Linked DNA regions of Mus musculus: region 2 is linked to region 1. A link is a loop called in an ENCODE intact Hi-C map of the cell type or tissue named here. Cell type or tissue: gastrocnemius. All regions are shown on one strand. Each heading gives the region's core, and the rest is flanking DNA. Links, peaks and the distances in the headings are about the cores only.

Evidence for each region. Hi-C counts contacts between places; a loop is a spot of excess contacts. Peaks named below come from ENCODE experiments on the same cell type or tissue, not always from the same donor. Only the 100,000 strongest peaks of a DNase experiment are listed, where the experiment ranks them.
Region 2: it touches region 1 in a loop (3-fold over the local background); 7 of 42 quality-filtered maps call a loop at or near these places.

The regions. Positions count from the first base shown.
Region 1 is chr7:105,806,258-105,818,994 of GRCm38, reverse strand. It overlaps Mrpl17 (mitochondrial ribosomal protein L17), which reads left to right and starts at 7,908. Exons shown (of 3, transcript NM_025301.2): 1 at 7,908-8,187; 2 at 8,477-8,545; 3 at 8,851-12,737. The coding sequence starts at 8,014. The coding sequence ends at 9,138. In gastrocnemius, for the core only: a CTCF peak has its summit at 7,728 (motif pointing right); DNase peaks (open chromatin) are centred at 6,970, 7,325 and 7,824; H3K4me3 peaks cover 2,018 bases; H3K27ac peaks cover 4,645 bases.
Region 2 is chr7:105,391,599-105,404,335 of GRCm38, reverse strand. Fam160a2 (family with sequence similarity 160, member A2) reads left to right here and starts at 4,282. Exons shown (of 12, transcript NM_199009.3): 1 at 4,282-4,452. It also overlaps a transcript of Cnga4 not described here. In gastrocnemius, for the core only: no CTCF peak of the experiment used is centred there; a DNase peak (open chromatin) is centred at 4,168; H3K4me3 peaks cover 2,376 bases; H3K27ac peaks cover 1,954 bases.

The sequences.
Region 1 (12,737 bases), core at 2,855-10,854:
GCAAAAATCATATCCCTGTAAGAGCACAAGGCAAATGAGGCAGTCGTTGCAGTCAGTCCAAAGCAGCCCCATATGCCACACCTGGGATTAAAACAAAAACACATTCTTATGATATTTCTGTGTTTTTTAAAGAAACCAAAATTTCAAAATTCTTACTACACTTATGTATCTCATAATCTAGTTATGACAATTGTTCTTATAGGCTTCCAACTTCTGAGACCTTAGTTCATTCAGATTCCAGCTGAAGCAACGCTAAAGTTACCTTATGTGACCACCAGATGGTGGTAATGAGTCTTACCAAGATAAAGAATTCCAAGATAATTCAACTTCAGCATTAAAACAATTAAGGCCAAATAATTCTTTGTTGTGGTGGACTATCCTACACATTACAGGAAGCTAAGCAGCTCTAAACTCTACATACTGTATGCTGATACAATTCCCATCAGTCATGATAAAAAAAAAAAAATGTCTCCAGACATTGCCATATAGCTTTGAAACATTTGTAATCACAGTGTAGCCAGATGTGGTGGCAGAAGCCTGGAGTCCCAGCAGTGAAGAGGCTGAAATGAAATAATCAAGAGTTTGAAGCCAGCCTGTCTCGAAAAACCAAAAGAGAGAGAGAGAGAGAGAGAGAGAGAGAGAGAGAGAGAGAGAGAATATGAATTGCTACACAATGAAAGCCAAAAGAATTTTAAGTTGGAAAAAAAGCAAGTGCTGGCAGAATATTTGAAAGTTTGTGTTTTATTTTTTCTAATAGAATAATGTATTTACTTGAAAATTCAAAATTGTGTGGAAACATTAAAAATGGAAAACCATTGCTTCTATGCACATTTTAATGTTCATTCTCCTTCCAGGTTAAAAAATAATTTTGTAAACACAGCATTTTTACACACTCTCTCATATCAGTCTCCTTTCCCACTTAAAAAAATCTACTACAAATACCTTTCTAGATCAACAAATATTGATATAGTTTAATAATTAAACACTTCTATCATATTCTTGTCTATATGATTACCAGATCATTCTGATAAGCAACTGAAGTTCCTAAATTTCCCTGCTTTAAATAGAATTGCAATTAACATGTGTGAACATATAACTTTGCACAACTCAAGACTGGCACTGCTTCACACCAAACACTACCTATAAATGCATAATTTTGCCATAACTCAGTGAATTGAACTATATAAATCTTTTCCAAGAGTTGTATACAAATGACATCAAGAACAGAGAAAACATTAAAATATGGTTAGGTCATTTAAATGCAAGATAAAAAATTTGGCAAAAGATAAAGAAATAATAGCTTATAAGTCAGGTTTGCCATGGATATGAGTCTAGGGAAAAGGGAGTATTTTTCTGCAACGGTAGTCTTAACAGTTTTTCCCTATTTCTCTTACTCCCTGTGTGTAGCACATGGCTGGATTTTTCCTCTCCATGCACCCTGTATCTATTACAGAACCTGGTACTTAATGGACCTTCTCATATTTAATGGGGGTCTTTATTAGAAACCCTCCAACCTAGAAAACGTTTTCTACCAGGAAGAAGGGACAATCATGTAGGTGTGAGAGAGTTACTAATACAAGTTCAAATCCCTCCAAATTTCCAAAAACTCAAAGACAAATCAGGAAACATAAATGAGAAGAGGGAGGAAGAGGGGATAGTCAATTGGCATGCACTCACTGATCCTTTCCCTCGTCTTCTAAAGACCTTTAAAAGAAGAAATCTCTATAGCCTTGAAGAAGGGCAATCTGGGACTACATCTGAAATCACATAAAAGAATATTTTATTCTCTTTATTCAATAAGCTGGTATCTTGTCCAATTTCCCATGCACTGATTAGCAGAAAAAAAAAAAAAAACAGTAACTCTTCCATCTAGTTTAAACTTAATTCAATCTGACAATTTTGGTGTATATATTCAGAGATGAATCAAATTTCTATCAGATAAAGTAATGCTTGATCACTGGGACTCTTCCTTTCCTGTTTGGTGGAAACAATGTGTACAATCTCCAGGCACAAAGCTTCTTTAGTCTCTTTGTGTTATAATGTATTATAATAATGCCATCTAGTGGTCTCTTGTGCATAGCTCTTTTGCCATCTAAGTATCCTGCAAGACACTACTGCTTGAATTGGCTATTAGCTAGGCAGTTATGTCATGCAGAAAGGATTATACTGGCTACAGAACCCCAAGTTTACTGCTACATCCTCCATTCTACAAATGTGTCCATTTGTCTATACAACCAGTGATAGCTAGTTTTATGTCAACTTGACACAAGCTAGAGTTATCTGAAAGGAAATAAATTCAATTTGAAAAAAAAAATGTCTCCATAAGAGCCAGCTGGAAGGCATTTTCTCAATTAGTGATTGACTGGGGAGGTCCCAGCTTATTGTGGGTGGTGCCATCCCTGGACAGGTGGTACTGAGTGTCTTAGTTGGGGTTTTATTGCTGTGAAGAGACACCATGACCATGACAACTCTTATAAAGAAATATATTTCATTGGGGATGGCTTACAGTTTCAGAAATTTAGTCCATTATCATTATGGCAGGAAGCACTGCAGACAGACACAGTGCTGGCAAAGGAGTTGAAAATTATACATCTTGATCCACAGGCAGCAGAAGGAGACTGAGACACCCCAGACAGACTTGAGTTTCTTAGACTGTCCCAAATGACCCTCTTCCTCCAAGAAGGCCATATCTTCTCCAATAAGGCCACAGCTCCTCATAATGCCACTTCCTATAACCAAGCATTCAAACAACTAAGTCTATGAAAGCTATTCCTGCTACACCCACTCCAGTAGTGACCCACGTGACAGGCCCAGAAAGCCTGGATGCAGTCCCGAGGCAAAAAGTTCACGGAAACTTAGTCTCCTGGAACCATGGTATCCTGTAATAAGGAATGCTCCAAATCCTTCCTTGCTTTAGTTGGTAAACGGATCTGTGTGCTTTCCCTCAATATTATTACAAGTGCCTCTAAGAATTGATTTTGACATATAGCTAAGTTATATTCTTCACCAGTCCCAGGCAGTCCTTGGCTGAGCCACTGCCCTACACAGGAATTTACAATTATCTAGGAAGAGGAAAGGTTGTGGTCTAAGAAGGAACTAAGAGTAAATACTTAACTAGAGATAGCTGAGTTACCCCCATACACAGGAATTTTCGATGGCCTAGGGGGAAGGTGGACTATACAATAAACTAGAATTGGAACTATGGCAAGGGCATGAAGCCCTTGCCCCTGGCTTCTAAGATTAAGCTGACCTTAGGTGGGGCTGATTTTGATCCCAGTTGTTAACATTGATTTTTATCCCAGTTGGCTCCAGTTAGCTTTTTGTATGCATTCCTCTGTTTTGTATAAAAGTCACTTATAAGACTGGTGCTTGCTTTGAGACAAATTACATTCAGATACACACTCTCTGTGTTCATGGCTGTTTGTCACCCTTTTCATCCCAACTCCTTGCCCACCTGTCCGGAACCCCAATTTCCCGCAGATTGAGGGGGGCTGACTGAGGCTGGTCCATAGTAAATCCTATTCAAACCACCACATTGGGTACTAGAAGAAATTAGGCTGAGTGAGTCATGAGAAGCAAACTAGTAAGTAGCATCCCTTCATGTCCTCTCTATCAATGTCTATCTCGGTTTCCTGCCCCATTTAAGTTCCTGCCTTGACTACCCTCAATGATGGACTGTTACCTAAAAGAATAGGCTATACTAAAAACCTTTCCTCTCCAAGTTGCTTTGATCATGGTGTTTCACCACAGCAATAGTAACCCTAACCAGGACACCACCATATGTAGTTGAACCAGCTCTATTACAACAGGCCAATGATAGTACATTGTATATGCAGTCATTTTTTCATGTAACATATTCACAGGTCCTATAGATTAGGATATGGACATCTTTAGAGATCTTTATTAATACCATATCAAAGATTGGCCCTCATGAATTGAAGCTATCAAGGACATATGAAGTGGAAATTTCTGATTTCTTTGGAGACTCAGTTGTGTCATATGATGTTTTTCTGGAAACTGTCTTATGAGAGGATGTTTTGCTGAGGCAGACACATGGGAGGATGTTTTACTGAGAACAGACATGTGGTATTTTTCTGGAAGCTGCCTGGAAAAAAGGATATATGGTGTTTTGCTAGAGCAGACACTTGAGAAAACACATGATGTTCGGAAAGGGTATAAATATAACCTAACAGATGGTGAATGACACTGTGTGGCATAGGTTTACCTTGCCACTCTGCTGGTCTTGGTTGGGCTTTCCTGATGTTGATCTTCACTGACTATGCTATGGCATTGGTTCACCTTGTCTTCTTCACTGATCATCTTTTGTCATGACTTTGTAGAGAGAAATGGACCAAAGACCTTCTGGTGGTGTTCCAGAGGCTTCTTGCGGCTTCTGAAGACTCTGGCCAATTGGCAGAGCCTATTTCTTCTTCACTGAACTGCCACTGCTGATGTGTGAATGGTGTTTGTGAGTGGATCAAGCTACTGTCGCTGATTCGTGTGAACTGAACTGCTAATATCCTGACAATGAAGATGGGAATCACCCAAAAAAGAACTATTTCTAAACAGATCCACATTGCTCTTTGCCTTATTAACCTTTCCTTTCCACTGGTGGGTGGTGGAAGGGAGGTTAAAGTGTTTAAGAACCCCTATTAAAGTAGGTTTTGAAAAATATAAGCCTATAGGTATAAATAGTCTCTTTTACATTTTTAACTAAAATACAATAGTTATACTAAAATTAATATGCAAATTATATATGTTTCATTCAGTGATTTTTCGACAAGACAAACATGCTCCTTCCTGGACCATCCAGGTCAAGTTATAGAACATTACCAATACACCCACGTTCCTATCCCATGCTCTCTTCTAAACACTTGTCCTTTTTTCACTTACCAAGGGGAATTTAACACCACAGATCAGATCTTGTTTTAAACAGGCAGTTTAATAATACAGTATTGTCCTTTGCACTTACTGCCTTTACTGAATATTATGTTTATGGTATTTAATCATGTTACTACATAAGATCTGCACTAGTTCATTTGCACTACTACTTTTATTGATTATTTTATTTATTTACATTTCTTTTTTAAGATTTATTTATTTATTTTATGTAAGTACACTGTAGCTGTCTTTAGACACCCCAGAAGAGGGCATCAGATCCCATTACCGATGGTTGTGAACCACCATGTCTTTGCTGGGATTTGAACTCAGGACCTTCAAAAGAGCAGTCAGTGCTCTTAACTGCCAAGCCATCTCTCCAGCCCCAATTATTTACATTTCAAATGTTGTTCCCCCTTTCTGGTCTCCCCTATCCAAACCCCCCATCCCATCCCCTCTCCCCTTTGCCTCTAAGAAGGTACTCACCCCTCTAGCATCCCCCTTCGCTGGGGTAACAAGCCTCCACAGAACCAAGCAACTTCCCTCCCATTGACGCCAGATAAGACAATCCTCTCCTACATATGTATATGGACTCACCCATGTATACTCTCTGATTGGTGGTTTAGTCCCTGGGAGCTCTGCTGGGTCCAGTTACTTGAAATTGTTGTTTTTCCTATTGGGTTGCAATCCAAGAGGAACACTCCTCCAATGCTAGTGGGATCGCAAGCTGATACAGGCACTCTGGAAATCAATCTGGTTGTTCCTCAGAATATTGGAAATATTTCTACCTGAAGACCCAGCTACACCACTATTGGGCACATACCCAAAAGATGCTCCAACACATAACAAGGACACATACTCCACTATCTTTATAGTAGCCTTACTTATAGTAGCCAGAAGCTGGAAACAACCCAGATGTCCCTCAACAGAGGAATGGATACAGAAAATGTGGTGCATTTATACAATGGAATACTACCCAGCTATTTAAAATGATGACTTCATGAATTTTTCAGGCAAATGGATGGAACTAGAAAATATCATCCTGAGTTAGGTAACCTAGACCCAAAAGAACATACATAGAAATGTGGGAACAAAACCACCCCACCTAGGGATCTATACCATCTACAGACACCAAACCCAAACACTATTGCTGATGCCAAGAACTGCTTGAAAAGAAAAGAAAAAAAAAAAAAAAAAAACAGAGTGCAGCGGGCTTGATGGCAGAGGCAAGAGGAAAGAGGAAAGAAGGCCAAATGCATGAATCAGTTCCTCTCTGACCTTGAAGGACTTTATAATTTCAGCAACAGGCAGTTCACCTCGCTAAGAATACAAGGAAATGAAGCAGGGAGGGGACAGAACACCAAGAAGAATGTAAGCCAAGTTGGAAACTGCTCATCACTATTTCCAGAGTGAAACACCATCTGAAGGGTTAGGTTGATTCCATCAAACTCTGGGTCCCTCTTTAGCGCTGAGCCACCTCAACTTCTTCATATTGTATATGATCATAAACTTATTTTTCTAAAATGAAACTATTTTAAAAATTACTCCTTTTCCATTTGAAATGTGTTATTTGTTCTGTCCTAGTAACTCCAACTGTGATGAATTCATTTTAAATAAGCCCTAATATGATCATCATTTTGTTAAATACTAGAGCTAGACTATATTTTCACCCAATTCCTCCCAGAAAACTGTTTTCAAAGAGCCATAAGGATGCTGAGCAATGGAAGGGAACACACACACACACAAACACACAGAACTTTTTTTTTAAGAAAAAGTATTCATCCACCCAGAGACCTAGGGAAGAACCAAACTGTAGTGCCGAAAATAAATAAAAAAAATTCAATGAGATGGTTCCTAGTGATATTCTGCTAGATTCATAGATTGGTGCCTAACTCAGTCGTCATCAGAGAGGCTGCCTCTTGCAGCTGATGGGAGATGTAGAGGCCCACTGACAAACATTAAGAGGAGAAAGAACCTGGGTTGGAGGCCTACATAAGGTCCCGCCCCTTGGAGCTCGGGAAACCCAGCAGAAGACAAGGAAGAATAATTGTGGGAGCCAGAGGGGTCGAACACAGGTGAGGACAGCCTGTAGAATCAACTGAGCAGGGCTTATGGAAGCTCAAAGAAGGGGCAATCATGGAGCCCTCAAGGTTCTGCCCTAGGTTGTCTGCAAATGTGTTATAGTTTGTTGGCTTGGTTTTTTGGGAGGACTCCTAATAGTGGGAGATGGGATGTCTCTGACTTTTTTGCCTGCTCTTGGGACTCTTTTCCTCCTAGTGAGTTTCCTTGTCCACACTTGATGTTAGGGTTTGTGCCTGGTTTTTGTTTTTTTGTTGGTTGTTGTTGTTGTTTGTTTGTTTTTTGCCCCACCCCCTTGTGCCTGGTTTTATTGTGCTTTGGTTGATGTCCCTAGGAGGTCTGCTCTTTTCTAGGGGGAGAAAGGGGAGAAAGGAGAGTGGGGGCTGGGAGGAGTGATGGGAGAGGAGGCTGCAGTCTGGGTATATTGTATGAGAAAAGAATAATTTTTTTTTTTTAAATGTCAGGTATTTGTCCATTACTTTAGCTTTTAGTGCTAACTTAGGTTTTTATTTATGTCAATAAAAGAACATAATACCTGCAGCTTTCCTGGACATAATTTATCTCACTATCACTAATAAAGACTGGGTTTAAACTGGCATCGTCACAAAACCAGCCAGGACTGCAACTCCTCAGGCAAGAGCGCCACATTCCACCACAGGCCCACCCCTCTGACGCAGTTCTCCTCAGGTACTCACTTTCCCGGCATGCTCCGCCCGGAAGGCGCCTCCTCCAAGAACGCCCCAGCCAGCCGACGCAGTGCAAGAGAAACCCGGCAGGGGGCGCCGAGATCCCAGTTCGCCACAGAGCACCGCAGACCTTGAGGCCCGCCCAGCTCGTCGCTCCAGAAACGTCAACACGTCGGGCCGCCCTCCCTCAGACTGCCAGCTAGGCAGGCTCTGATGCGCACGCGCAAACGCGGTAGCCACGCGCCGAGTTACTGCGCATGCGTCCTCTGAGACGTGCCTCCGCCCCTCTGCTCCCCCTCTCCCCGCGCGCGCACACACAGCTCGGAGTTTCCCTTTCCGGGCCCCCGAGAGGAGGGGCTGAGGTGAGAGCATGAGGTTGTCGCTGGCTGCCGCTATCTCCCACGGCCGCGTCTACCGCCGCCTGGGCCTGGGTCCGGAGTCCCGCATCCATCTGCTGCGGAACTTGCTCACGGGCCTAGTTCGCCACGAACGCATCGAGGCGACATGGGCACGCGCGGACGAGATGAGGGGCTACGCGGAGAAGGTGAGAGCCAAGCTATTCACCGCCGGGTCCAGCCTCAGACCGCCGCTCTGGCCGTGTGTGGGGAGTAGGGCCACGCTGGGAGAACTTTCCACGGTAGCGAATTCCCGTGTGGCACTCAGCTGAACGCGTCACTCCTGCGCAGCAAATGGAAGGCTGGTTGGGGCTCCGAAGGAAGGAGCGCCCAGAATTAGCTTAGCTGGTGGGATGGTTGGATGAAGGTAAGACAGAAGAGTAAGGTGGGCGCCTCGGTTCTTGACTCGTCTTGCATCCATGTGTTTTGTCCTCACAGCTCATCGATTATGGAAAGCTGGGCGACACCAACGAACGAGCCATGCGTATGGCTGACTTCTGGCTCACAGTGAGTGCTCCCTACCTGCTAGTGAGGAAGGAATCCTTAGAGAACCGGGTACCTGGCAGATTGAAGGCAGGGCATTCTTTTATGTACCAGACTTGCGAACTACCTTAGACACGTATTTCTCTTATTTGACTTGGGTAAAATGAGCATCCGCATAACTTCCTGTAAGTGTTTCTGTGTAACTTGGTACCTGAATGGGTGGTGGGAAAGCCTGTGAAGATGGTTTTGAACCCTACCTCTGGGAATAATCTATAGTTAAATGCCTCTACAGTTGTGACTATTTTTTCTGATTAACTCTCCCCATCTAGGAGAAGGACTTGATCCCAAAGCTGTTTAAAGTGCTAGCGCCTCGGTTCCAAGGTCAGAATGGGAACTACACAAGAATGCTACAGATCCCGAATCGGAAGGAGCAAGATCGGGCCAAGATGGCGGTGATAGAATATAAAGGGAACTACCTCCCTCCCCTGCCTCTGCCTCACAGAGACAGCAACCTTACTCTCCTAAACCAGCTGCTCCTGGGACTGCAGCAGGACCTGCACCATAACCAGGACGCAAGCCTCCACAGCTCCTGTACAGTTCAAACACCAAAGACTTAACTGGAGCTGGAGAGTGGTGCATAGGTGTGGTGCCCGTGTTCGTGGGTCTTGGAGCTCGTGTAGTGTGTGAGGCCTGGAAGTAGCATTGTAAAGCCCCCTCATAATGAGACCCAGACCTCCCTGCTGACTCACACGATCCTCTTTGCACAGAAGATAAAAGTCTTAATATGAATATAAGATATTGACTTTCTTGTCCTTCCCTAGGATTTATGGAAAGTAAGAGGCATCCAGATGCTCAGCCTCCTAAGACAGTAAATTCACAACTTAGGTTCTAAATTCTAGGTCTAGTTTTGCTTGTTTGTTGGAGGGGAGGGGATCTTGCTGTGTAATCCAGACTATATCCACCATGCAGCAGTCCTCCTGTCCCTGTGTTCCCAAGTGTTCACCACCACACAGTGCCAGTTTGCTTTGGTTTTGTTTTTTCTGAGACAGTTTCTTTGACTGTCTTAGAACTCTGTTTGTAGACCAGGTTGGCCTTGAACTAAGCGATCCACCTGCCTCTGCCTCCTCAGTACTAGGATTAAAGGTATGGGGCACTACCTCCTGGCTCAGTTTGCTTATCTCAACACTAATTTAGATGGGCCCTGTACCTCTTGATTCCAAACCATCTTCCTATGGTGACTGGCTGACGTCCAGCATAGAGACCCACCGTTGGAATTCCTTTTTTGCTTTTATAAGTTATACATGAGAATCTTTATGAATCCTATGAGACTAGGTTTCACCTTGGCATCTTCATACATATCTACCAATGTCTTTTGACCATGCTTACCACCACATGCATGCACCCTATTGTCCTGCCTATTTCAACTAGTCCCCCTTCCACTTGATGTCTTTTTATGTGTGTGATTATGTCCTGGCGAGTTTCATTAGTCCTGCTTACAGGAGCATGTGTGTGTCTTACCAATGGCTGTACCACTGTCTGTCCATCCACAAAGGAGGGTGCAGCCGCCTGAGCTTCTAACCCCCTTCTTAACAGGATTTTGACAGGCTACTATGAGAGCAAGCATTCAGTCCCAAGAGATTGCTTCCTGATAACTAGCTGTGTGAGCCTCTGTACAGGAATCTTCAAATAACATGGTACCCCTAAAACTGAGAATTGTTTCTAGGCAAGGTCACATTTGTTTCACTCAATGTCTGAATGGGTTTTGAATGTGGACTCAAATAGATGTATCACCACCCTGATCATAGATAGGGCTGTAGGCATCTGCCAGGATGTTGGCCTTCCGGATAAGTTCCTTCCTCTTAGAGGGTGTGAAGAGGAAGGTTGATAGAGAGTGATGCATTAGAAAGTTAAGCCTGCTGGGAATTTCCTGGAAGCTTTTGTTGCCAAAAGTGGACCTCTGTGGGAACCCAGAAAGAGGAAATCCTGTTTCAGAATGGCCAGGGTATGTGAGAAGCATGGAGCTTATTTATATCCACTAAATATGGGATATGACCCATCCTGGCTGCTGTTCTGTATGTTCAGAGACTTGACCAGGGAGTCATGGAAAGAAGTTCTCCTGAACAATTAGTGCAGCACCTGAAGGTAGAAGGTCACTGTGGAAGCAGAAAGACATTAGCTTCAGTGACACTATTCTAAGACTCTTTGCCCTACAGCTGCTTACACTAAATCACCTGGTCCCGGCAGAGCTGTCACTCTTCCTTCTGCATAGAACTTGACATGTTTTTTGTAAATCTTTATCCCTTTTCCTATCTTTTGAGCATTTACAAGTTAGATGCCTGAGTCATGACTTGTTCTAGGAAAAGCCCTTCCCTTAAAACCAAATCTTGGAAGACTTTGCAACAGGTAAAATATGAAAGGGCTCTCAGATTTTTTTTTGAACACCCACCATTTGGAGCTTTAATATTTCCCTAAATGTTTTATACTTCTTTATTGAGTAGGGAGGGTACATGCATCTCAGAATGCAGATAGAGGCCAGAGGACAGCTTTCCCAAGTTCTTCCAACCTGTGGTTCCTAGGTATGGAAGACAGGTCATCAGACTTAGTAGCAAGTGCCTTCTGAGCTGTATCTCTACCCCTTCTATTAGAAGCATCCGAATCTCCAGCATCACCTTACATACTAGAGATTGCATACTTCAAGCATATTTGCAGTAAATCTGACCCTGGCTAAAAGTGAAGCATCAGCAGTCAAGGAGCTCACAGTTGTACAGGGCACTACATATCTAATAATCTGGCCCCCCAAAGTTGACAAATCCTAAGACATCTACTGAAGGCTTTGTTAATCTGCCTGTATTTGTAAATAACTGCCTTTGAGTAGACATTGCCTAAATACCAAGCCAAGCCCTTCTCATCGCTTCGAAAGAGTGGTTCTCCACATCGAGTTCCAGATTTTGATCTACACAAACATGGATCCTCTGTGTAGTCTTGGCTGTCCTGGAACTCACTCTGTAGGCTAGGCTGGCCTTGAACTTAGAGATCTTCCTGCCTCTGCCTCCCTTGTGCTGAGATTGAAGGTACATATTGCCATACTCATGGTAAGGATTGGGGGGGAGGGTTTCAATTCTTTACAATAAGGTTGACAAACTAATGTCCCTCACCCACCCAAAAAACCTAACACACTTACTTAAAAGTTTAGCACTATGAACCCAATACCTACCTATCATTTTTAAACCGAGTAACTGTATCCCTGTATCTTAAGTGGAGTCATGTCCTGCTTTATCTCCATTAGCAAATATGCAATTGTTCCTAGTGGGATGTCCCAGGCACAAAGTTGTCATGATAGGAATGTGGTCATCTTAATTGCCTGATAGATTTCCAGTTTTTTATGGGACAAAGTCCAGATTTCTTACACTGCCTACTAATCAAGCATCTGCTTGATGCTCCACTACGTGGTGCCTCTCAAGCTCATGCTGTAGAAGCATAGAACACACCTTATTTGGGTGGTTTTTCTGGCACAGGTCCCTTTACACTTTGTTCACACAGTCCCTGTCATCCAGAGGCTCCACTTTGACCTACATAACTTGTACACAAACTTTCACGTGGCTCTTCTGATCATCCCCATTCCTAAACTCATAACTTTGTCACACAAGATATGCCTGCTGTGTTTATGTAGTACACTGAAATACAACATTGCTTTATAGTTCCCTATGGTATAGGGCATTAGACTGAAGACAACAATGAAAATAGATTAAAAACTAACAAGTTAAAGTGCTTCCAAACTGCAATCCAAGTTGTAATGAAGTGTGTTTGAGAGAGATTACTGCCATTTGAGACTGTCATTTCTTCTTATTGCTACCAAAAGCAGTCTAAAACATCAAGCTTTGTACTACTAAAATTAGTGTTCCTTCCCCCACCCCCAAAAAAAATTTTTTTTTAACTAGGATTCAGATAAAGATAAAAAAGCATTTTGCATCAGAACATGTGGCGGTCAATATGTATATAAATTGCATATCCTCACAAGACATTTTCCTTCACATTTGCATTACCTTTAACAATGCTGCTTCCAGAACCGGCGGAATGACTCGATAAAATGCCCACCTCTTGAGCATCAGGTCCTGAAGTGACATCCCAAGCCACACAAAAAGCTAGGTGTGGGGCCAGGAAGATGGTTCATTCCGTAAAGATGGTGCCAAGCCTGATAACTTGACTCCTAGAATCC
Region 2 (12,737 bases), core at 40-8,039, 410 kb after region 1:
CTGTTTCACTTTATGCAGGTTCTCTGTTGGGCCTAGTTATTTATTTGACAATTATGTGCCAAGCGGCTCCTTCATGTCAGGTGTTAAACTAGTCTCTAGGGACACTGGGGTGCCTCTCACTTAGAGGTGTTTTCCATAGCCACATCCTTATCTACATACCTATCACCCAATCTTCCGGCTATGTGCTCATTCTGTGCTACTTTTGTTCCTTTCCTATTTCTCATGCCCAGCGCCAACAGCTACTGGACATATTTTGTGGACCCTCAACCTCTTTCAAGTTTTCTTGTGAACTTTTCATAACAAAACAAACGTATTTCCTATAATCCCCCCTCCCACTTAGGCTGATGTCCCTGCTGTCATTCCTATGGAGATCAGAGTACAACTTTTGGAGTCAGTTGGTACACAAATTCCAGTGGTGAGGCTCATGCTTTTACCTGCTGAGCCATCTTGCTAACCTGTCCCCTACCCCTAATTTTAAGAACAAAAGGGGACAATCAAAGACAATGGGAGACCTGTAAACTGTTTTATACAGCTATGGGTTAGTGTCAGATTTACATTTTTGGAATTTCTTGAAAGAAATATCTATATCCCTAGGAAATGTTTCCAAAATGTTTTTGTCCATAGCTTTTGTAATGTCACCATTTCCTGGTGTTCTGTTTATTTCTTAGTCTCTTTTATAAGAGTCTTCGCACATTCCTTCTAGGTTAGTGTTTCCTAGAAATCTTAGATCTCTCTCTTTCATTTCCATCTTCCACACATGTTCTGGCTGATCTTGGTCACCCACAGAATTATTTTGCTATCTAGTAATTCTCATGAACTTCCTTGAGCTTTAGTCATCCTTAGGACTGACTAACTGCATACTAGATCCCACTTTGACACCTTAACTGTCATACTGTGTTAGCCACTGTTCTAAGGCTGTGAAGAGACTCCATCACTAGGCCAACTCTTATAAATGATTTGCCAGGTATGGTTTAATGCCTCCACTCACTTGGGAGACGGCAGAGGCAGAGGCAGAGGCAGAGGCAGAGGCAGAGGCAGAGGCAGAGGCAGAGGCAGAGGCAGAGGCAGAGGCAGAGGCAGAGGCAGAGGCAGAGGCAGAGGCAGAGGCATTTTTTCGAGTTCAAGGCCAAGCCTGGTCTACAGAGTGAATTCCCAGACAGCTAGGGCTGTTACACAGAGAAACCCTGTCTTAAAACTCCAAACCAAACCAAACCAAACCAACTAACCACCACCACCACCACCACCACCACCACCACCAAAAAAGCATTCAATTGGGGGCTTCTTTACAGTTTTAGAAGTTTGGTCCATGGTCAGGAGCATGGTGCCAGTAATGCCATAATGGCAGGTATGTTGCAGGAGTAGTTGTTGAGAGTTATATCCTTACCCATAGGCAGGGGTCGAGGGGGGAAGAGAGAGTGCAAGCCTAGGGCTTTTGAAGCCTCAAGGCCTACCCATAGTGATACAACAAGGCCACACCTTCCAATCTTTCTAATCATTTCAAAGAGTTCCACACCCTGGTGACTAAGCATTCAAATATATGAGCCTATGGGGGCCATTCTTATTCAAACCACCGCAGTCCCCTTCAACCCAGTGTATCAGCACCTTTATCTTCTCCCACCTACTCTTCTCCCCCACCCCAAACGCCCATTTCTGTCCTCTCAGCCAAACACCTGGGACCAATATTTAGTATTATGTAATTCAGATATTTTAAAAAATGACTGCAAATTTTTTGATGTTTGTCACTTGTGACTATCAGCAAATAGAGCATACTAAGCGTGATGTTTTGTGACATCTAAGGTTAGACTATCAAAGATGTTGCTACTTTCTGGGTAGCTTGGTATGCATATTGTGATTGCTGCCTCTCAGGATCCTGCTCTCTTTGATCCTGTCTATCACACTGTGAGAAACTTGAGAAGTCTGAGCTGAGTTCAGCCTTTCACTTGTTCCAGCCCAGCACTGTACATGCAATTGAAGAAGCCTTTAGGTGATTCTAATGATGGCTCAAGCCACTCCCACATTTGAATTTCCTAGATGCTCATGGGATAGAAATAAACCACTTCTGCTGCATCTCATTGGAATCACAGAATAACAAGCCGTCTGCTTTATGCCACTAATTTGGAGTGATTTGTTACTTAGTACTGTGGTTTGAGTCTTAAAGGTACCCCACAGGCTATGTTCTGAGGTCTTGGTCAATAGGTTCTGGCACAATTGGGGGATGGTAAAACTTTTAGGAAGGGGCAGGTAGCATGCCAATGAGGTATGCCCTTGAGAATGTTGGGGTTCTAACATTTTTCTATCTTACCCTTTACTTCTAGGATGGCACGAGGTAAACAGCCTCCGCTGCCATATACTCTGTGGCATGATCTACTTCCTCACCACTGTTCCAAAGGCAAGCATGGCAGAAATTTCTGAATCAAGATAAACTTTTTTTTTTTCTGTTATTAATCTCATTTTGGAACAGTGATGGACAGCTGACTAATACAGCCAACATAGTAACTACCACTATCACTGGAACAACAGTAATAGAGAAATCTATAGTTTGATATATTTTCACAAATTGAACTTACCCAGCTCAGTACTTGGCTCAAGAAGCAGAACTATTATAAGCTTGAGGAGTCACTCTTCTTCTTTCTAGTCACTGTCACTCCCACCTCTCATAACAATGCCTCAGCTCTGGAAATTTGTGAGTATGCCCTTGAGTGGTGTGTGTGTGTGTGTGTGTGTGCTTGTGGAGGCCTGAGACTGATGGAAGGAATCACACTTGTTTGTTCTTCCATCTGATTTAATGAGACAGGTTCTCTCAATAAAACAGAGTCACCTTTCAAGGACAGATCCCGGTGGATCACAACACCCACCCGGTATTTATGTAGATTCTGGGGAATTTGAACTCTGGCTGTCACGTTTGCTCAGCCAGTGCTTTAACCAGGATGGTATCTCTCTGGTTCCCTTTGATGGTTTTTAATTTATACAGGATGTCAATATTTAATCCTTTCCCTTCCCTTTACCCAAGTCTCAAACCCTTCCCAGTGTCCACAAACTCCCTTTTCTACATCCTTTTGATCCTATTTTGGGCTTTGCTTTTGAATGACCATTTGCAAAGGTGCCCTGTCCACCTGACTATGTATAAAATTCCAAGACTATAATATAAACTAACACGGTCAACTAGTCCCGCAGTATTATATATTCCGTTTTCATTCTCATCTGATCTTTGCTTTGCATGCTCCCAGCTCCAGGTGTTCTCCGGGTCTTGACCATTCTGCCTTGCCTTGGGATAGCTAATTCTTTAGGGTGAAATTTTTATTTCTTTCTTCTTTATGGATACTTTTAATTTGAACCAGTTTTAGAATCACAGAAAAGTCACAAAAACAACACACAAAGCTGTAAACTCCTTACCCATGCCCCCCTGTCATCCATCATATTATGTAATCACAGAATGATCACAATCAGGTAACACTGATAGAATCAACTACAGATTTTATCGGAAACTGCTAATTCTCTTAGTGTTTCTCACTCTTGTTTCAGCCAGCATTTCTCCCTGAAGCCATCTCTCAGCTCTTTCATCCTCTATGAACAGGGATCATGCTAAGTGCTGCTTCTAGACGCTTTTCCTTTCGCAGCCCTAAGACTGAGACAGGTTCTAACGGATCAGGAATCCAGGCTGTCATGTAGGAACTTATTCCACGTTCTACGAGGTCACGGAAGCTTCGGGAGAGCTAGGAAGAGGCGGTCTTCACGGGTAGGAAGGTAGAATCCAACCGGCGTGCATAAGTCTGGTGGAAACAAACTAGCTTGGTAGCAAACAGCCTGGTCTAGGAGAGCTTTCTACAGCCCTGCCCACAGACTGGCCCTTGGCCTATCCTTTAGGAAAAGCCCTGCCCACTTGACGCTATAAGCACCGCCCAGGGCCTGTGTTCCCGCCCCCTCGTCCTCGCCCTCTATCTCTCCCAGTGCCTTCCAAAGCCTACTCTTTCCTAGCCTCAGAAGCTTGTCCCTCCCTTAGAGCAGCCTTCTGCCCTCCGGTTCGAATTTCTCTCCTCTGTCCCCGCCTCTTCTCAGTCGTCCCCTATAAAACGCCAGAATCCTCAGAAGGGCGGAGTCTGCGGGTCGAGGGGGCGGGGCCTGAGAGTGTGGAGCCGCTCCTTTCTTGGAATGCGGACGGAGACCCCGCCCCTGCGCTCGGCCGTTGCCAGGAAACGGGCGTCGACGCTCTGGCTGGGGCCTGGCCGGACCAATGAGCTGGCACGCCGCTGCCCAGCCGTGCGTCACTGGGCGGTTGCGTGAGGTGCGCGGGGGCGCGGGCTGCGTGTGGCGCGGGGCGGGGCGCGGCTGGTTCGCCTGAGGAGCGATGGCGGCGGCCTGAACTCACCTAGCCCGGCCGCCGACAGGCCCGGGCAGGGCGGCGTGGTGCAAGTGAAAGAGACGCGTGGGCCGCGGCGCGCGCAGAGGCGCAAGGTGCCGAGGGGATTCGGGATGACGGCACCGGGTTTGGAATTGAAGGGACAGGGTGAAGGGTTGGCAGGTGGTGAGGGGCTGCGAACATCTGAGGTAGGGGGGCAGGGGACAGCCTAGGTGCTGTGCACCAGGAAGAAGCCCGCTGGAGGGGATCCTGGGCCCAGCTCCGAAGGGCCCAGTTGAAGGAACTCATAACCACCGTTTGCAAAGGGTGTGGGTTCGCTGAGCTTGGAAAGGTGAGGGACGTCCTGGGACAAGAGTTGAGGGGGTAAGGCCTGTGCGGGGATGGGGAGCGTTAAAGGCCAAGGCGGGAACCAGCGGGGGATGGCTGTGCCTTGGTGTAGCAGTTGAAAGCAGGGCAGAGGAGGAAAGGGGCTTGAGGGTTATGAGACTTGCATGAGAGCTGAGGTTGGTTGTGGGGCCTCCTTGGATGCCCTGTCCAGGGAGAGCAATAGTTTACGATCAAGTAAAGTACAGGCGCAAGTGTTGTGCACTTGGCCGCCCTGTGCCCATAGATATGTTAGAGAGTGAGAGAGGAGGAAAAAAAAAAAAACCCCAGAACCACAATAACAAACCCCAAACACCACACACAAAACAGCATCATAAGCAACAGTAACTGTGATAAGGAAAATGTTTGAGGTTTAGTCATCTACAGAGTAATAATGGAACCACAGTTTCCTCAGGTTCTGCTTTTGTAAGGCAGACTTTAAAATGAGGCCATCAGGAAGTTTGTTTTTGTGTTTTGAGAGGTGGAGAGAGAGAACTACCCATATTTTCTCTCTGCCTGCTTCTGGGCACCCTTACTACATTCCTCCTTCCCTGTTGCTGTCATCTGTATTGGACGAGCAGTTGCTTTCATGGAAGTCACATGGCTTGTTATATGCAGCACTGTGTTTAGGTTTGCTCTTCTTAGGAGTTTGAAAAGCAGGAACAAAAAACCCATGACTTTGTGGAAGCAAATTTTTGTACAGTAAATGCTTATACTTTAAGTGTACATGTTTTGACATATGTGCATATTTGTGAAATCAAGATGCCAAACACTTAGACCACCTGAAAAGTTTTCTCTATTTTACAGCTCATATTTCCCTCTGTATCCTATAATTAAGTTCATTTTATTTGTATTTTATAAGTCCATCTCCTTATCCACACAGACATGAATTTGGGGAAGTTAGTCTCACTAGTGATATGATCCATTCTCTGGATCTTCTCTCTGATCTGACAGTCGGCTATGTAGTTGAGGTGTCTTGAACCTCCTTTAACCATAACAGTATTTAGGTCTTTCTATGAAGACTATCCCTAGAGAATTTGAGGCAGCCTCAGTTTATATTCTGTTAAAGAATCTCAGCTTCAGAGCTAGTTATTTTATCTTGTGGTATATTTTCTTCTCTCTGGAGACCAAAGAGGCCTTCTTCATAATGATATGTCTGGCCAGATAATCAGAACTTTTGAGGACCGACAAGCATAACAGGTTGTAGTAGTGGTTCCCAAACACTGACCTGTGGATCCAGTCCATGGTAGCGTTCATCTGTATAAGACAGGATGAAAGAACTAAAAATAAAGTTATATCCTGGGGGAGTGGCTCAGTGGGAGAGTGCCCTTCCATATTCAAAACTATAAGTTTGATCCCAACACTGCCAAAAGAGGGGCAGGGGTAACTTATTCTAATATTATTGTTCTTTTTTGGTGTTAAGGTGCTCTTTGCTCTTTCACTGGAGAAATAATTAGTGGTAAAGTACATGGTAGGTTTAAAGAAAATGATGAAAATAAAAAGTTGATCACCTTTTTAAAAAATAAATATTTTACTGGTTTATGAAATCCTGACATTCAGAATGATAGTGGTGTGTGTGTTGTTTTAGGTTGAAGAACCATGTACTTATATAGTAATTTTATGTAACTTTAGATATCTGAGTAGCATGCATGCTTACATATTATATTAATTCATTATAAAATCAAAGTGACATGCTTTACATAGCATCCTTAAAATTTGCTGAAATTATGTTGATACCTTGTGAAGTAGGCAAAGGAAGGAATTTTAGAGATGAGTCAGATTCAGAAGCTAGCAGTTTCACAGGGTAGAGGGACAAAACAAGTCAGTTTGGCATCTTCATAGTGCTAGTGACTAGAGGAAGGAAGATTTGTAATAGAAAGTAAAGGCAGTGTGGGCAAAGGGCACATTATATATTGGAAAAGTGATGAAATAGAGGACCTCATACCTGCAAGTAGTATTTCTTTATGATTTGTAATTGTTAACAAAAAAATTAAGGGGCGTGAGCATGTCATAGGGATGAGAGCTTTGTTTAATATTGTATCAATGACATGGAATGGGCATGTATAGTATTGGGCGTATTACTGATAATGTTAGAGAATTTCTTTGCCTTTCTCTCCTCCCCTCTCCCTCCCCCACTCCTTTTTTTTTTGTCCCTCTCCCCAGATGAGGCCTCACAGTGTAGCTTGGTTGGCCACAGAGATCTGCCAGCATCTGCCTTCCAAGTGCTAGGGTAAAAGGTGTTCACTACTATGGTTGGCATGTTAGAGCATTCTTAGGATCTGTATAAATTCTTGGTTCTACTAGAGAAAGCACAGAATTCGGAAAGCTTTTTGTTTGCTATACTAAACTTTTTGTTGCCATAGTAACATTAATTACAATGGATTTTGACTTTTAATTTACAGAGGAATGGTAGGTCTGAGAGGATGAAACATGGATGAGGATGCTGTAGTGATAGAAACATTTTGGTGGTGGTGTGTGCACTCTTAGTGAGGGCTAGGAAAACAAACTCATTCATTTATTCTTTCAACAAATTCTTGTTGTGAATTCAGTCCCATAAGATAACAATAGAAATAAGTTGTGGTCCTATGCAGTTGCATAGAATTCTCATTCTGGTTAGGGGAGAAAAAGTTTTAGTTTAAAGGGAGAATGTGGAAATATATTAAAAAAATCAGAATGATGTGATTATTTCTCTTTATCTGTCTCAGTCTCTGTGTTCTAAATATACATATGCACTTATGCATAAATCTCCACAGTGATCTTTGAATTAACATGCCCCAAAGACCCATTTTTTTGCAATCATCTGCTCTTATATCAATCCAGAGGATGACTTTGATGTCATTCTCTATTTCTGCTCCTTTACCTCCTAAATTTGGTCAGTCACTGAGATGACCAATACTTTTCCTCTGTTATCTCCATTGCCACATCATCACCAACTTTTGCCTGAGTCCTCAGCTCCTTGGTACTTACCTATTTTTTTTTAAAGTCTGTTGCTTTAAAAGTTGATCTTTTCTTGCCTATTCCTAGAATGATCTTTCTAAAAATACAAATTCGATCATGAAACTATGCTGCTTAAAAAAGTTGGCTCTTTGTAGCCTGTAGGACAACATCCAATTTCCTTTATATGGCCTCAACTCACCTCTTCATGCCTTGTCTGTTGCCACTTCCTCCTCTGTGTTCTAGCTTGAATAAATTGTTCACAGTTCTCTTAACAAACATGTTACTTTTCTAGCCTTGGAATCTTTGTAAAAGCTGCTTCCTCTTCTAGGAACATCTTTTCTTCTCTGCCCAGTGAACTTTTCTTACCCTTTAGGATCAATTTCACCCAGTCTTTGACTTCCTCTTTGTCATCCTCAAAGAACAGGTGTAGAGATAACCATGTGTGACACTGAGGAGGTCACTGTTGTAAAGACAGTCACTGTGTGCTAGCAGTTCACTTTGTGCCTTATGACCATCCACTGAGATGAAGAGATACCTGCAAGAGGCCCAGGTGGTATGGGGAGAGGTGGGCTGTATCCTGAAAGCCTATTTGTCTGAGACATTGAAATGCAGGGATGGTATGTATGAGTTGAGCTCCAGATAGACTATTGAGAGAGGCCCCCCTGCCACCCCTCCCTCATTTCTACATGTTTAATCAGGTCTTTCCACTTTCAGTGTGTTTGGGGCAACAGCCTTATGCCAAAAATCAGTTTTGTTTAGGAAGAGGTTTCTTCTTGGAAGGTCATTTGGTCTCTCCTTGTCTGGTAAAGTTTATATATCCCTTCCTGCTTCTTTCTCTTTGCCTCTCCCAGGGCAAAGGTTCTTAAGAGAAGCTGAAGCTGAGTCACTTCCTGTCTCTGCTGTTTTAAGGTTGGTTGACACCTTTTGCTGTGGGACCCTATAAAGCTGTATTGTGTTTTGGACCCTGAGGTGAGTGGCTGATCCTGGCTGTGTGTAGATTGGAGAAGTCAACTACTGCTTCCCTATTGGCCTAGTGGTTTAGCCTGAAGGTAAATCAGGGAAGACAGAGGAATCTATCTTTTTCTTTGGACTTTGCTGTAGGACAAAGGGCATCATAACTACATGGCAGTTCTGCTTCTTTGCCAGGAGTTTAAATAGGTGGTAGGAATACCTGGGAAAGACCTTTTTAAATCTTTTTTTCAGCATGTGAACAGGGCCTAGATTTCAGTTTTGACTTCTAAGATGCTGATTTTATGTGGTTCTTGCTAAGGTTCACAGGAGGTAGTGAGAAAAGAGTGCTTTGTAGTGGTTAAGGAGGGGAGGAAGCCTGGGTACCCCAGATATTGCATGATAGAAACAGCTTGTTAATCTTCCAAAACCTGGAGGGGTTTTGGTTTAGGCACATGAAAAGCTTATTTTGCTGAGCTTCCTGGGGCTTGAGTGCACAGGACATACTTTAGAGCAGGTTAGACCTCTTATCTCAGAGATGTGAGCACCCTGTCATACAGGACCAGAAAGGAAAAGAGCAAAGAAACAGTTTACAGAGGATTTGCTTCTTGCCTGGAGTGCTGTTACCTCATTTACTTCTTAAAAAGAATAGTTACTTTGTCAGGAATTTTTTGACAAGGAAACAAGCTCAGATTTGTGATTTACTTAATATCACACAGTTGAAAGATGGTACACTGAGATTTAGACTTTTGTTTGAGGAATTTCAGAGCTCAAGCCTTACCTACTATTTGTGTTATTCTTTTCCAAGCATAAGGTTTTTATTTGTTTTCAGTCCTCAAATGAGATATGTTGTAGCGAGTACTCTGTAAACAGTGAGTATTCTTGTATCAGTCAAGCTCCTTGGCAGGTGGCAGGTGGCAGATGGCTCAGGCTGGGTTTCATAAGAATTTAATTAATAATGGGACTATATTTACAAAGGTATAGGCAGTGATTAAAGAAACCAGCAGAGGCTGATACAGTATCAAAGGCTAATAGCAGTAAGAGGGAAGAGTTTTATCATATAACTGTGGGCTTTGTTTCTCAGCCTGTGCCTGCCTGGGACCTCAAATCCTTCTGACTATGAGTAAGTACTGTTTCCAGTGCATCTTTTCTGTTCTTAGCCACCAGCATGTGCAGTTGTTGATAGTTTATAGAATGCTGTGTATGAAAGAGTGAGCATCCATTCTGTGGCTTTACTTTCTCACTTCTTTTTCCCTTACTGTTAGTCTCCTGCTTGAGGGGAGGGGGCAGGCTGAGGCTGGGGTGGGAGAGTGGGGTGTGAAGGATGGGAGGGTGCTGAGGTAGTAGATGCTTCCCTCTGTCTTTGCATTTATATTTACTTGAGGTGGGCACTCATCCTGTACTGCTGTCTTCCTTTCTTTTGAAAGTATATGCTCTTTTTTCCCCCCTCAGATATCGTATTCCTTATTTATCCATATTAACCTTTTCCTTTCTTCAGACTTATTTTCTTAATTGACAAACATCCTTGGGGCTGGCTTGGAACTCACTGTGATTTCTGTTTCAGCTTCCCAGGCCTGAGCCAGCTGCATTCAATTCTGAACCATGTGAACTCTTGACTCCCACCTCCCCATTTTTTTCTACACAGATGGCCCTGTTTTCATCCTTCTCTGTGTCACTGAATTTTGTTAAAGTACATTTTATACTTTGACTCTCAGGCATTCTTTAACTTTTTCTAAGATTATAAAAAAAATTAAATAAAACCAGTGAAGTTTTCCATCTTCATTCTACTTGTTTTTTTTTTTTTTTTTTAAATTTTATGGGATTACAAGCAATCTCCAGTTTCTTGAAACATCCATTCCTTGGTTTCTAGATCATTGTTTCTTAGACGTCTCTAATTTCTGACTACCTTCACTGTCTTTATTGGGGGTGTGAATGGATATTTGTGTGTGTGTTGTTTCTGGAGGGGCAGTATTTCACTATGTACCCCTGGCTGGTCTGGAGCTCTCCTTGTAGATAGTCCTGCTGGCTTTGAACTCACAGACCTCTGCCTCCTAAGTGCTGGGATTAAAGGCATATACTGCCGTGCCTGGCATTTTTATCTTGTTTTTCTTCTTTTTCTTTTTCTCTTTTTCTTTCTCTTTTTCTTCTTTTCTTTTCTTTTCCTTTCTTTTCCTTTCTCTCTCTCTCTTCCTTTCTTTCTTTCTTTCTTTCTTTCTTTCTTTCTTTCTTTCTTTCTTTCTTTCTTTCTGAGAAATTACTTTATTATATAACTCAGGCAAGCCTCAAACCTTCCCCCCTCAGCTTCTCAAGTGCTGGGATTATAGGGATGCAGATTTCATCTGGCTAAATCTTTGTCAATGAATTCTCTTTGTGTCTTAGTTTAGGTTTTTGTTGTGAAGAGGCACTGTGACCATGGCAACTCTTATAAAGAAAAACATTTAATTGGGGTTGGCTTACAGGTTTAGAGGTTTAGTCCATTATGGTCATGGTGTACAGGCAGATAAGAACCTCAAAGTGTAAGTTCTACATCTGGATTGGCAGACAGCAGGAAGAGAGATAGACACTGGGTCTGGCTTGAACATTGGAAAGCTCAAAGCTCAATCCCAGTAACAATGAGGCAGCATCTACTCCAACAAGGCCAAACCTTCTTAATAGTGTCATTTCCTATGAGCCTGTGGAGGCCATTTTCATTCAGATACCACACTCTGCTTTCCTAAATCCTGTTTTTATTAAATTTATTTTTATTTTTTAAAAAAGATTTTGCGTTTAGCTTCATTCGCAGCTTCATTGACCACTTATGAACTGGCAGCTCCTGAATTTTATAGCTCTAGTTTAATTTCACTCTGAACTGAAGTATGCTCTTTTTCTTTTTCTTCTTTTTTCTTTTTTTATATTTATGTTTTTTGCTAGTCTTATAACCCAGGCTGGCTTTTAAGTTCACTTTGTAGTTGAAGATTATCTAGGACTTCTGTCCTGCCTTTCTTCACCTCCCAAGCGCTAGGATTGTAGGTGTGCACCATCATCCCTGGTTTATGTGCTGCTGGGGATTGAACCCAGGGCTTTGTGCATGGTGGACAAAGCACTCTACCAATGAGGCTGCATTCCTAGCCCATTGTCTGGATATCTGAAGTATTCTTTAAGTGTCTCAAAATTTAACATGCTTAAAACTGTTGTCTGTTCCCCTTTTCATTGTCTTCCCCTTTCTTCCATCTTGTTTTTTTCCCTCGGACTTAAACAGATGCTTTTTTCGTTTGAGCTAGTTGGGGACCTGCTATATAGCTTAGGCTGGCCTTGAATTGGTAGTCTTCCTGCTTTAGTCTGAGTGCTGGCATTTCAGGTGTGTGTTATACTTGATCTTATCACCTTTTGTGAAGCATAATTTCCCTATGTATTACAAGACAATCAGTGGTGTTCCCAAGTCTCCAGTGTTAAGATTCATTAATCACCTCTTTTGTTCACCTCTGGATGTGCCATGCCTTACTGTTTTCACTTTTGGTTTAAATCCAGAGGCAGATTATCTTCAGTTATATTCTAGACCAGCTGTTTGACACCTGCCTAATTTGATCTTCCTCCCTGCCCTCCCAAGTGCTGGGATTTTAAGGTGGGAGCCATTTTGCCTGACTTTATTGTTCTCGCTATGAAGAAACCTCCTCATGTAAATAGTTTATCATTAAAGACCTAAGTCAGATACCATCTCTGTGGAGCCCTCTTTACAGCACCCCAGGCAAAGTTAGTTGTATCTCTTCACTCTTCTATTACAGTTTTGCAAAATTTCTAGGTATTTTGCCTATCCTACCCCATTTTTTACCTGTATTTTCAATGCTTAGTACAACGTCCAATACTTTATCAGTATTGTTATATATTGAGTTAATCAGTTGAGTATGCCTTTCCTGATCTTTAGGACTGGCCCTTCCCTGTATAAGATCATTTCTACAAAGATGTCCTTCAGCACAGCTGCCATCTTCCTTTAGTTCTAAGTGATGAAATGGATGAAAGGATGTGTTGGTTAATATAACCTTAGGTCAAAGTGTGGGACTTGATTCAGATTTCTGGGTTCTTTCAGCTCCTTTAGAATCTAAAGAGGAAACACAGCTGAGCCACATTCTGTGAAGAGTTTTTGCTCTTCAGTGAC